2 separate regions of the Homo sapiens genome follow, and region 2 is linked to region 1. A link is an interaction called in ENCODE POLR2A ChIA-PET data of the cell type or tissue named here. Cell type or tissue: MCF 10A. All regions are shown on one strand.

Region 1 (4,000 bases):
GTCATTGAATTTTGTTTGCAATTCATCTAAAATGATTGTCTAACAATATAAATATCTGCTAATCTTGATGTCTGAAGATCATTCCATTAATTAGGAATCTTCCTAGCAGTATAATTGAAGTAAATGTTTGTTTTAATCTTGCAATAATTCATTTTTCTTCTTCTCTTATAGAACACACATTTTCTTTGGAGAACAACCTATGCCCCAATCTCAGTTCTCATTTAAGTGGGTTGACTCTACCCAGCATCCAAGGCTATGCATTTGACTTAGGCCTGGCCAATCAGAGTTTAGGATTCCTATGGTGCAAGTGATTGACCCGGGGTAGACACGTGATTCAGTCAGTCCAATGAGTCTAGATTCCAAGATTTTTTTTCTAGCTGGTATCTTTCCACCAGGGACATCAAGCAGGCAGAAATATAATCTAGAGCTACATATAACTGTTAACACCATAAGCGGAGAGTCTGCATGGAAATGGAGGCAGCAGAGAGGAAACAGAGCCAAGAGATGGAAAAAAACAAGGCTTGGTGGCATCATGGTAGCTCTTTTATTCAGATTCACTCCTTGCCCTTTCAGTTACATGCACAAAAATAAACCAATAGCTCTTTGTAATTTAGGCCTTTTAAATTGGGTATTTTTTCATTTACAACCTAGAGTCTTGACAAGTAGAGTACCACTGTGCAGCATACTCTGCTCCTCATTCCTGTCATGTAATGATGATAATAATACTATCTGAAAATCACATATCAAGAAATTACCATCCAACATACCTTGTCTGTTTGAATCAGCAACACTGTATAATTGGGAGAAAATGTCATATGTTCTACAGGTCTTTCAATCTCAAGAAAATCCTCGATCATGTAACTTCTATCTTTAATAATAAAAGAATACACAAAGCCATCCTAGAGATGAGTGAGATAAACATAGAAAATCAGTCTTAGTCAATGCATAGTATACTTGCCTCATCAGACAAGCTAAGGCTTATTGATTACTTCTACTGCTTATTTGGAATCATCATCTATGTTTGCATAGATGCACTGTCCTCTCATCTTTATTTAGACAACTTTTAACTATGTTCCCTGGTCAAGCTTCAGTCTGATCTCTTTTGTGATGCATTTTTCAATTACCTAAAATTTTACTGACCTCCCCTTTTTTTGAGTTTCTCTAGTATCCCTCTTCTTACTACATTCTTCACTGCACAGGAGGTAGGAAAAATGAAGTAGAGTTTGTGTGGCTTGTGTATAGCAGTTTCTTTCCTTCAAAGGACACTAGCCCTCCTGTATGCTCTTTAATCATTATTATGTGCATTTCTTATCTCCCTAAATGACCCAAGGGTAGGCAGTGTGCCTTTTATTCCCTTCGGATCCTCTTTTTCTGTTCCTCACACAGTAGTAGAACATGGCAAGTATCCAATAGAAACGGGTTGGTTGGTTGGCTGGTTGTGAATAGATTTAGGTTAATTTTATTATTCTCAAGAGGAATTTGAGTTATTTTTACAATAGTGAAAACACTCTGAGGAAATTTATTTATCATTTTCTAGATTAGATCTGTTATAACTAAGCATGGGGACTTTAGATGGCTGGTTTCAAATGCTTGGGCCCTGGAAGGGAAAGCAGGCAAGGTGCTTTTTTTGAGCTCATCTCCATTCTCCATCACTCACCAGAGCAAATGCTATAATAGTTACTTTAAAGGGGGTTAAACAAACATCAAGGGTGGTCTTGAAGAGGACAAGAGTCATAAAAGGCACAAATGCTGACTAAATGGAGGAGGAGGAGGGGATAGTCCACTGCAAGGTTGGGGGAGCTAAGTGTAGGTGTATGTGCTCCAGATGGCTTCCTGAGGGTAAAATGTCTCTCACCCTGATGTCACTGCCTAGCTACCCTCAAGGTCCTGGAGATGTCATCTGTGGCAGTGAAATGGACTATGCTAACATCTGGGATAGTTACAACTAGACCTATGTTTTAGTGTAGGTCAGTTCCACACCTTAGCATTGTTTACATTGATTACAATGGCATGGAAAAACATGGTCTGGGCCGGGCGCAGTGGCTCACGCCTGTAATCCCAGCATTTTGGGAGGCCCAGGCGGGCGGATCATGAGGTCAGGAGATCAAGACCATCCTGCATAACACGGTGAAACCCCGTCTCTACTAAAAATACAATAATTAGCAGGGCGTGGTGGTGTGCACCTGTAGTCCCAGCTACTCGGGAGGCTGAGGCAGGAGAATGGCGTGAACCCAGGAGTTGGAGCTTGCAGTGAGCCGAGATCGCGCCACTGTACTCCAGCCTGGGAGACAGAGCGAGACTCCGTCTCAAAAAAAAAAAAAAAAAAAAAAAGAAAAGAAAAGAAAAAGAAAAATATGGTCTGACCCCTTTTATTACTTACTGAGGCTGAGTTCTAATAAATGACAGCAAAGACTTTGGAGTTTGATACACCTATGTTCAAGCCCTAACTCTTCCAATTACTTGCTGGTGAACTCTGTGAGATTAGATTCCTTGTCTGTAAAAGGAGGATGTCAATAGTTTCTATTTGATAAGGTTGTTGTAAGGACCTATAAGATAATACAAGTAAAGTACTTAGCTTGGTGCCTGGCACAAAGCAAGCACCAAGTAAATGGAGGCTATTAATACTGATTCGAATATCAACAATAACATTATGATACATGTAAGTTAAATGGGCATTCACAAGAGTCTAAGCTGCAGCTTAGACAAAGGATTCCAAATTCGTGTCTGATAAGCTAATACATTAAGTGTAGAAATGAGCATGGAATTGGGTTACAGATATTAGGTATTTTTTCATTGCGGAAGGGCAATGGATTTTTAAATTCTATTTGTGTTTGTTTGCAGTAATATATGGTAGTTCATTATATCGTCCCCTCTATTTTGTATAGATTTGAAGCTATTCATAATAAATCCTTTTTAATAGTACCCAAAGAGGAAACCATTTTAATTAATAATGTGACAGATCTGACATCCTAAAATATGGCTCATAATAGTAAATGGCAACAAATGGGAATTGTGAATTTTCTTTAAACCAATTAATTTGAAAAAAAGAATACATTACAATTCCAGAAGCCAGCACGCCCTCCTTCTGATATACCAAGGTTACTGGACTGATAAAATTTCTTCTGTCTTCTGGAAAAGAAAAACAAGGTAAAGCAGGTGACGTAATTAAAAGTACAATGTAACAATGAATAATAAAAGCTACTTTTACTGATGTAAATCTTATAAGTTGTTTTTGAATTCTCTATCATCAGATCTATGTAACTAACATAGATGCTAGATTAGAGAGAGGAGCAAGGCTGGAGGGTATAGTAGGAGTAAAGGGAAGAGAGAAAGGGAGTTGGGAGGGAAGTGAAACCTCATGGCCTCAGTTTTACAGGGAAAGTGAGTCAGAGAATAGGAAAAAAGGCAGATGAGGGACAATGCAATGGGGAAAACTTGCTGGAGGGGGTGGTATTTGAGCTGGGCATTGGCAGATTCAGAGACAGTAAGTGCCAAGGGAATGGGCTAGAGGCATGTCTGTGAAATGGTGAAAATAAATGACTGGCTCAGAAAACTCATACCAGGGCATAGTTGGAAATAATATTAATGGAGTAGGTAGGATCAGATTAGGGAGAGCGTGAAATCAAGGCAGAGCAGTTCTTGAGCTGGGTGTTAAAAGTGGCCTTCAAAGAGGCAATTTGACAGAGATAAACTGCATAGATTGGGTCAGATGTAGATTAAGGTCAGTGAAGTCCATCCTAAAGTTGTTACAGAAATCAAGGTGTGAAATAGTAAGAGCAATTGAAATAGAGAGTGCTTTGGACAGGTTTGAGGAGCTTGTCTTGGCAAGGCCCCCTCCTCCCAGGGTCTACATCTACTGCTCAATGAGTGGACAGTGGCTCCTGTGGCCCAGGCCCAACCATGGCCACAGCTGATAGGGTCAGGAATAGACACTATATCTAGGGCAGAATAGATCAGGTTATCTTTCAAATTCTAGCTGAGCAATATGGCAGGGTGTGGT
Region 2 (4,000 bases), 130 kb before region 1:
CTCCGCTTTACCTTCCTTTGCTTCCTTCAACTTTTATACTCTCTTTCTTGGCAAACTCCTTTAGTCTTCTGACTTCCTCTAACACCTCTTTGCGAATGGCTTCCACCTGGGTATCTGGGCCCTGACTTCTTCCCTGAACTCAAATCCTGCATCACCCACTGCCTGCTTGCTACCCTCGCCAGAGAGCTGGGCAAGTGGCTGTGCTTCAGGATGAATTAGCTGGATTCATCAAGTGGAGTCATCCATCTAATTCCCTGTTTCAGTTGTTGGCACCACCAAGAACCCAACCTGTGTGTGAAGCCTTCTCCTTACATTTAATCAATTGCCAAACCTGTCAATTCCACCTCAGTGATAACTTTCACTTCTAGCTCCTGACCTCCATCATTACCAACCTGGTCCCAGCCAAAATGTCCCTTCTCTGGATGACCGAGGATTTCTTTTTAACTTGTCACTGTGTTTAGTCTCTTTCTCACCAATTTTTCCAACACATGGCTTCCAGAGTTCCAGTCCTGGACCTAAAATATGATTGTTTTGCTAAAAACTCTCTGTGGCTTCCCATTGCATATGGAATAAAGTCTAAACATCTTATCCTAGCACTGAATCTGAGTCCCTCAAACCTTTTGCACGTAAGTACCACTGAATTTCCGACTTAAGCCCTGGGCTCTCCTGGCTGTCTTTGCTTATGCTGCTGCTCCCACAGCTTGGACAGTCCCATCTCTCCATCTTTGGGTATCAAACTCTTACTCGTCATGAGGACCTCGCTCAGATGTCCCCTCCTCCATAGAATTTTCCCCGATTTCCTCAGCTTAAAGTGATAATCTCCATCTACTTTATACAATTGTATTTTATCTGTCATCTTAACTTGTCTATTAGACTACAGGTCCTGAAGACAAGATCTATGTCTGATTCATTTAAGCATTCGTCAAGGCATTCTACACAGTGTTAAACGCATAGCAGGTACTGGATAAAATACTAGTTGGAAAAGTAACTAAATGGGTGAATGAATAAATAAATGAGGTAGTGAATGAATGAATGAAGTCTTCAAGTAATGGAAGTCCATAAAAGAAATGAAGGAGGAGTGGGGAGAAAGGTGAAGGGCAGACACAGGTGGCCAGCATGTAAATCTTCAAAGAATGAGTGAAGTTGCTTGGGGAAGAGAATGGTTCTCTTGTATGGTTAGTGGGACTGATACCTTCATACGCATGGCGGGTAACGTGAGTTTTCCTTTCAAAGGTTGAGCCTGGGGAGTTGGGCAGAGTGGAGGCAGGTGAGTGAGCCCTCCTGTAACTAGAGGTGGAGGCATGGCCTCGTGTGCTTCCAGCTGCAAGAGGGAAAAAGCATAAGTTCTCAGTGCTTCAGCAGAGAGGTGAACCAAATGGCTACTGTGACCCAGCTATATTAACCAAGTACACTCAGGGAGGGTCTTCGGGAGGGCACAGCTGAAAGGGGCCACCTCAGCATTCCCCCAGCTGTTCACAAATGGAAAGGTGGAATTATTGCCTGGGAACGTCCTTCCTGTGCATGGTTACCATGCATGGAAATGGAAAGGATTTGGCAGGATTTTTCTTGTAGACACTGCTTGGATGGACTAGAATATAATCCAGCGTGGAAGTGTGCCTCAACAGGTAAGGGCAGGTGTTTCTTTTGGTCAACCTGGCTGTTCTAATGTCTTGGGGCTTCCTTTTTAGTCTTACTTCCAAGTATTTTAAATGGCTTCAGGGGCTATCTGGGTGCTTCTTGTTTTTGTTTTGTTTTTGCCTTGCTTTGCTTTGTTTTGTTTTAGTTTGAAAGAGTGCTTCACTGGGAACAATGGGCCTGTGTTGGATGCTTGCCCAGTGGAATCTTGCACAGCATGGGATCACATGTCACCAGCTTCCCTTAGCACAGTAACCCAATCGTTAAGTTTCTTTCGTTGTTAATTCAAATTGTAAACCCTCAGGCGTGCACATTGTTCTCTAAAGAGATGGCTTAAAGGGAGTGATTTAGTGAGGAAATAGCTACCTACCCATGAAGTCTTAATTAATGATAGTTATTTATATTGTGGACTTAATGAAAATGGATCTGATTTTAAGTAGGCTTCAAATGCTGATGATTTATAATTTGCACCCCCGGTCTCCAGCCCTGCTGCCCAATAGCTGTGTGTTATTTAGATAACTCTCAGGGGGATTTGGAATGGATGACAGGTGATTGTAATTGTCCCTTTTGTGCACTGATTCAAAATTGTGTCTGCCCTGTGTCCTGTGTAGGACTTTCTTGGTGTCTCTCTCTTTGTCACCCATTCTTCCCTGACCTCTTGCACTAGTGGGCACTCACTTGAGTTTATGTAGCCGCTGCTGCCATGAGTCAGGCTTTGTTTCTCCAGCCGGCTCCCTCCACCAAGAGAGGCTGTTTTAGCATAGCCATTGCTGGTCCCGCCTTCTGCCAGGAACAAAAGCAGGTGATAATTTCAGGGTGGAGTCAGGCCAGAGGATCCCCTGGTCCCCCACCCTGTGGAAGGCTTCCCTGGTTTTTCACCAGGACCTTCTTAGTTTGGGGTTCCTTTCCCACCTACATTATAAGATGCAAGCTGCCATGCTCCAGTTTCGTTGGTTTTTTGTTTTGTTTTGTTTTGTTTTGTTTTGTTTTGTTTTATACAAATATCTAGAGTGAGTATTCCACCTGATTTAAAAGAAAAGTCTCCTGGGTGGAATATAGCAAGTTGCATATTAGGAAATTTTAAATAGTAGAAAAGGCTGAGCGATGAAAGCTCCTTGAGTCCAGGACCTGGTTGGGCTTGCTTTTTCTGAGTGCCTGGTCAGTGCCCAGGCATGGCAGCCACTAGAAGTGCTGGAGGGGCGTGTGGCAGCTCTGTGTTGCTGGTGTTCCACCTGGCAGCCCATCACTGCTCCGACTTCACCTGCTGGTGGGTGGGCTCTCCCCATCCCCAGGGAACTAGGCTCCCTGGAGGCGGGGGCAGGGGGTAGCTTTTGGGCTCAGATCAATATTACAGGAGTGATAGGAGCTCCTGGAAAAAAAAGTAGCCTCAACCAGAAGCTTGACTGGTAGCCCCCAATCCTTGTTCAGGTTAGATCAGATATCCAATATTTTAGCATCTGGAATAGGCAAATCTACAGAGACAGTAGATTTGTGGTTTCCAGGGGCTGAGGAGAGAGGAGGGAGAATGAGGAATGACTGCTAATGGTCACTTCTTTTTGTGGAGCCATGGAAATCTTCTAAAATTGGACTGTAACCATGGCTGCATAACTTGGTAAATATACTAGCAATCACTGAATTATACACTTCAAACTGGCGAATTCTGTTGTATAGAAATTAATGTCAATATAGCTGTTAAAAAAGATGTCAAAAATTTTGGAGCTCCCATGGAAAAGGTTACAGGTGTGGGGCCCTTCAAATGTGACCTACTGAAAAGAAAGCTATTGAGGTAGTTACTTACTTGGTGGTAAGGATGTAAGTCTTGTGGTTACTGTTTCAGTGACAACTAGAAAAAGACAAAGAAAAGATGAGTTCTTATGTAATGCACTGACACCTCTGGATCTTGGCAAGGTCTAAGCTCTGTCACAGGCTAAGCATATTAAATTAGGTTCGACATTGATTTTTCTATCCTTGTGCTTTAAGGTGTGTGATCTGACCCACTGTGCAAAAAGATATGAGCAACAACAATGGGTTTCATATGCTTGGAAAATAAGTTTATATCTCTTTGGAGCCAAAAGAAGTTATGCACTGCGTTTGAAACATGAGTTGTTTTGCTGTTGATGTCTCTCCTTGGACAATTAGATCCAGTCCAGGCCTGGTCTGAGGTTGAAGGAGGACCAGGCCCTCTTGTCTCAAGTCACTCCGTTTCTCTGCATTTCTCCTTCCCCATGGTCTCTCAGTTCAGCTGAGACCAACACCCTAGCTGACTTCACTGTGTACTTCTTCATGAATTTGGAGGTGTTTAAGAACATTATGTTTCGTTCTAATGTCTTCAGGGCAACCCCTGAATGTGGGGAGTTGTGGGAAG

The links. ChIA-PET counts read pairs that join two places held together with the same protein. Peaks named below come from ENCODE experiments on the same cell type or tissue, not always from the same donor. Only the 100,000 strongest peaks of a DNase experiment are listed, where the experiment ranks them.
Region 2: POLR2A ChIA-PET joins it to region 1 with 5 read pairs; 2 of 35 experiments call an interaction of 5 or more read pairs at or near these places.

The regions. Positions count from the first base shown.
Region 1 is chr10:104,202,905-104,206,904 of GRCh38, forward strand. CFAP43 (cilia and flagella associated protein 43) reads right to left here. Exons shown (of 38, transcript NM_025145.7): 7 at 3,059-3,126; 8 at 768-899. Among named protein-coding and RNA genes, the nearest start is that of MIR609, 14 kb to the right of the region's middle. In MCF 10A, no CTCF peak of the experiment used is centred here; no DNase peak of the experiment used is centred here.
Region 2 is chr10:104,075,109-104,079,108 of GRCh38, forward strand. It overlaps COL17A1 (collagen type XVII alpha 1 chain), which reads right to left. Exons shown (of 56, transcript NM_000494.4): 3 at 3,434-3,478; 4 at 2,314-2,418; 5 at 1,193-1,321. Among named protein-coding and RNA genes, the nearest start is that of COL17A1, 8.8 kb to the right of the region's middle. In MCF 10A, no CTCF peak of the experiment used is centred here; a DNase peak (open chromatin) is centred at 1,843.